2 separate regions of the Homo sapiens genome follow, and region 2 is linked to region 1. Evidence: chromatin loops called from intact Hi-C (ENCODE). Cell type or tissue: B cell. All regions are shown on one strand. Region 1 overlaps VPS9D1 (VPS9 domain containing 1). Region 2 overlaps FANCA (FA complementation group A).

The links. A loop is a pair of places that touch in the nucleus more often than their neighbours do. Peaks named below come from ENCODE experiments on the same cell type or tissue, not always from the same donor. Only the 100,000 strongest peaks of a DNase experiment are listed, where the experiment ranks them.
Region 2: it touches region 1 in a loop (3-fold over the local background); 5 of 110 quality-filtered maps call a loop at or near these places.

The regions. Positions count from the first base shown.
Region 1 is chr16:89,705,184-89,707,683 of GRCh38, forward strand. It overlaps VPS9D1 (VPS9 domain containing 1), which reads right to left. Exons shown (of 15, transcript NM_004913.3): 15 at 1,951-2,500. Among named protein-coding and RNA genes, the nearest start is that of SPATA2L, 4.7 kb to the left of the region's middle. RefSeq lists enhancers at 1,047-1,226, 1,204-1,704. In B cell, a CTCF peak has its summit at 944; DNase peaks (open chromatin) are centred at 18 and 948.
Region 2 is chr16:89,763,948-89,766,447 of GRCh38, forward strand. FANCA (FA complementation group A) reads right to left here. Exons shown (of 43, transcript NM_000135.4): 28 at 943-1,119. Among named protein-coding and RNA genes, the nearest start is that of ZNF276, 44 kb to the left of the region's middle. RefSeq lists enhancers at 1,023-1,132, 1,293-1,362. In B cell, no CTCF peak of the experiment used is centred here; a DNase peak (open chromatin) is centred at 1,124; H3K4me3 peaks cover 1,736 bases; H3K27ac peaks cover 1,751 bases.

The DNA.
Region 1 (2,500 bases):
TTGCCTCCACTGCATATACATCCTCTAAAACCGGCAGCAGCCTTGCCAGGTCGGAGGTTCCGTCCACACTTACCTGGACTCCAGGACTGCACCTGGTCCCCTGGGGCCACTGCCGTGTCCACCCCACAGTGTGCGTGAGCTCCCTCCCCCTCCTGTACTCAGCATCGTCCAGCTTCCTCATCTTCTCCGGTCCAATGGATATAAGGTTACATCTTGTTTACTTTTCATTTGATTTTTGTTATGATTTGGACACTGCTTATGCAGAATAGTTTTATTTTTATTTTTTTTTAGATGGAGTCTCGCTCTGTGCTCAGGCTGGAGTACAATGGCGTGATCTCGGCTCACTGCAGCCTCTGCCTCTCAGGTTCAAACAATTCTCCGGCCTCAGCCTCCTGAGTAACTGGGACTACCGCCACCACGCTCAGCTAATTTATGTATTTTTAGTAGAGACGGGGTTTCGCCATGTTGGCCGGGCTGGTCTCGAACTCCTGACCTCAAAAGAGCCGTCCGCCTCGGCTTCCCAAACCGCTGGGGTTACAGGCATGAGCCACTGCGCCCAGCCATTACTTTTTATTTTATTTTTATTTTTTGAGACGGAGTTTCTCTCTGTCGTCCAGGCTGGAGTGCAGTGGCACGATCTCAGCTCACTGCAACCTCTGCCTCTCAGGTTCACGCCATTCTCCCGCCTCAGCCTCCCGAGTAGCTGGGACTACAGGTGCGGGCCACCACGCCCGGCTGATTTTTTGTATTTTTAGTAGAGACGGGGTTTCACCGTGTTAGCCAGGATGGTCTTGATCTCCTGACCTCGTGATCCGCCCACCTCGGCCTCCCAAAGTGCTGGGATTACAGGCGTGAGCCACCGCGCCCGGCCATTTGTAGGATTTCTAAAAGGAAGCTGCTATTATTCATTCCTGTCTTATGGGGGAGCTGCAGGCTCAGCGAGGGCAAAGCTGCACAGCAAACAGCAGCACTTGAACATGTCTGCCGGGTCTCAGCGCCAGGGATACAGCTGAGCCAGGACGTTCCCGGCCCCCACAGTGTGCAGGCTGCAGGTGTGGCCCCGATGCCAAGCCAGCAGGGGCTCCCACGCCAGGATTTGTTCAAGACACAGCTCATCTCCACCATTCTATGAAGCGGACTTTAAAATCCCATCTTCTAGACACCAACGCTGAGGCCGGAGCAGCCCAAGCTCCAAGGCACCGTGGCCAGCTGGGGTTCGTATCGAGGGCTGGGGCAGATGCTCCAGCTCTGCCCCACCCAGAGAGACACTTCTGTCTCCCTATGGGGTCCTTGGCGGGTAAACCAGCCCCTGCTCAGGGTGCAAGCACAGAGCATCCCACCGAGGTCCACAGCTACTGCTTTTAAGACTGTTTCCCTGAGAACAGCAACACTGCCCCCCAGCCAGCTCCTGGTAGCATCTAGGGTTGGGACCTCCCACCCCACCAGCCCTGCCACCTGCCTCCTCATGGCATCTCAAGGTGCCAGGGGTGCCTTTCTTGCAGAAGAGCCCTCCATCCTGATCTGCCCACACCGCCCTGGCAGATGCTGTCCACGCCCGGCAGCCTTCTGTGCACCTCAGAGCATGTGTGTGTCGCCATGCACAGAACGATGATTCCTGAGACCCTCGGGTGACTGCTCTGGGCTCAGGTCCCCAGTGATGACCTGGACCCCAGCCTCACCCCACCCTTCCCACCCACTGATGCCCTGCAGAGCTCTCCTGTCCAAGAGGGTGAAGCCCACACCTGCCTGGCCAGGCACAGCCCCAAGAGGACCCTGCTTCTATGCAGAGGGTCTCGGAGGCTGGCAGATGTTCAAGAGGTTGGGCCAGGCTTGGTTTGGGGCTGGGCTGTGGCTCGTCCCCCACATCCTCAGCGGCCTCTGCCATGGGCAGCAGGGGTGGTTGTGCTGCCTGGCCAGTGGGGTGGGGATTGAGGGAGCCACACGGCGAAGCACAGCAGTGAGCTCTTTATTTTAGGCTGGGTGGGGGCAGCATGTGACAGTCAAGAGGGCTGACCCTTGGGCTGCACGGACCTAGATAAGATGCCCAGGGTCCCGGAATGTTCACAGCCCACAGCCAAGGTGAGTAAGGGGCAGGGAATGTCCTGGGCTCAGAGCCCGAGACCCTGCAGGGGTGTCCCTGCCCATCAGCAAACAGCATACCCTGACACCAGCTGCACCCCAGGCCCCAGCCGGCCCTTGTTCCTGACCCAGACAAGAAACTAGTTCATGGGGCTACAACTCCCCTTCTAGGGGTCAGAGGGGAGAGAAACTGGACTGCCGTCTCCACTGCTGGCCGGCTCATGGCCCCCTCTTCCCTGATGCTCCCCAGGAGCTGCCCCAGCCAGATGTTCATCGCTGAGCCTGCACCCACCGAAGCCCAAAGCTTCCCTTCTTGGCCTCTCTGAGGCCTACACAGGAGAGCAGGGCCTGGTTCCTCCTGGAGCTGATTCAGCCCCATTCTGTCGGGGCAGAGGTGCCAACCCCAAGCTCCAGGGTCAGA
Region 2 (2,500 bases), 59 kb after region 1:
CAAAAAACAAGTTCTCGGGCGCAATGGCTCACGCCTGTAATTCCAGCATTTTGGGAGGCCAAGGCGTGTGGGTAATTTGAGGCCAGGAGTTTAAGACCAGCCTGGACAACATGGTGAAACCCCGTCTGTACTAAAGATACCAAAATTAGTCGGGCGTGGTGGCAGGCGCCTGTAGTCCCAGCTACTGGAGAGGCTGAGGCATGAGAATTGCTTGAACCCAGGAGGCAGAGGCTGCAGTGAGCCAAGACTGCACCACTGAGCACAGCGAGACGTTGTCTCAAAAAATATATCAGTAAAAATAAAAAAAGAAGTTCGTGTTGGGAGAAACTGAGAAAGTATAGCAGGGTTTCTCTGTATTTATTAATATATTTTTTTGAGACAGGGTCTTGCTGTGTCATCCTGGCTGGAATAGAGTGGCGTGATCTTGGCTCACTGCAACCTCCACCTCCTGGGCTCAAGTGATTTCTCTTGCCTCAGCCTCCCAAGTAGCTGGAACCAAAGGTGCACACAACTGTGCCCAGCTAATTTTTGCATTCTTTGTAGAGATGGGGTTTCACTATGTTGCCCGGGCTGGTCTTGAACTCCTGAGTTCAGGTGATCAACCCGCCTTGGCCTCCCACAGTGCTGGGATCACAGGTGTGAGCACCGTGCCCAGTATCTGTATAATTTCTTAAGAGCTGCACATGAGGCCACAACGATTTTAGTCAAGATTCCAATCAAACCATCTAAGTGCTGCTGTTCTTGCCTCTGAGGAGACAGTCGGCACACGCACCCTAGACTCGAGACGAGGAGACAGTCGGCACACACACACCCTAGACTCGGGACGTGGCATGATGCAGGGGAAGGAACGGTCACCTACGTGCTGCTGTTCTTGCCCGAGGAGCACACACAAACCCTAGACTCAGGACGTGGCATGATGCAGGAGAAGGAACGGTCACCTACGTGAACATCTTCCTCTTTCAACACCTCTCGGAAGGTTCTGTGTGTCCAGAGAGAGAGGGCAGCTCTCTGCCAGTCTGCAGAAGGAAGGTGCAAGGGTCTCCAGGAAAGGCTGGCTACGTCCTCCTCAGAAAGAGGCTGTCGGGCCTCTGAGAACAATCTGAACATGAGGAACTGAAACTGAAACAGAGAGTGACCCGGCCGTTTCTTCATTGCGCAAGTTTCACTGTGAGTGGCTGAGCAAATGCTCAGGTGGAAACAGACCATCAACAGCCCACACACACAACCCCACATTCAGAGGACCTCAGTCCAGCCCCTGGGAGGGCGCAATACACGACCCCACGTTCAGGGGACCTCAGTCCAGCCCCTGGGAGGGCACAACACACAACCCCACGTTTAGGGGACCTCAGTCCAGCCCTTGGGAGGGCACAACACACAACCCCACGTTCAGGGGACCTCAGTCCAGCCCCTGGGAGGGCACAACACACAACCCCACGTTCAGGGGACCTCAGTCCAGCCCCTGGAAGGGTGCAGAGCCCCTCAGCGATCATGGCTGTGCACAGTGCTCCAGGGAAGAGCCTATGTGCAGACCTTCCTGCCATCTGACTGCTTCCTTGAGCTAAATGTCTGGAAGCAGAATTGCAGGAACAAAACTGCCTCCCAGGGGTAGGGCTGGTTTGGTCCCGGGCAGTGAAACAGCCCATCTCTAGGCCTCTGCCAGGAATGGCGTTCCCACCAAAAATGCACACCAACTGGACAAGCCAGACACACTATTGGTGCTGCGTGACCGTGTCCATCTCTGCCCCCGAGGAGATGAGAGCCTCCCATGTTTATAACCAGCCTGCTCCAAGGACTGTCGTCCCTGCTCAGCATGCTGGGTGGGAACCACGCTGCCCTCTCCTAAGCTCAAACTCCATGTTTTCTTTAAAAACTTGGCACCAGGGACAAAGTTCCTCAGAGGAAATAACTGGAAATACGTGCACCCTGGATCCTCAGGGGCTGCTCCCAGATTCTGACTTAATTTATCTGGAAAGGGGCCAGGAATCTATAGTTTCAAAAGCTTCTCAGTTGATTCTAATGTGAAGCCTGAAGTTGAAAACCATTATTTATTTATTTTTTTTTTTTTTTGAGGTGGAGTCTCGCTCTGTTGCCCAGGCTGGAGTGCAGTGGTGCAGTCTCGGCTCACTGCAACCTTTGCCTCCCTGGTTCAAGCGATTCTCCTGCCTCAGCCTCCCAAGTAGCTGGGATTACAGGCGTGCGCCACCACGCCTGGCTAATTTTTGTATTTTTAGTAGAGACCAGGTTTCACCATGTTGGCCAGGCTGGTCTCGATCTCTTGACCTCATGATCTGCCCGCCTCGGCCTCCCAAAGTGTTGGGATTACAGGCATGAGCCACCACGCCCAGCCTGAAAACCACTATTTTATACACGAGACGTTCATTAAAATCCTATAAAAGGACAACACTGGTTTGCAGTGCCATTTCACCTTTACTTTTGACATTCAGGGTTTCCAATGCTCATCTTTAAATTCCTTTGTCTGGGCCGGGCACCAGCGGCTCAC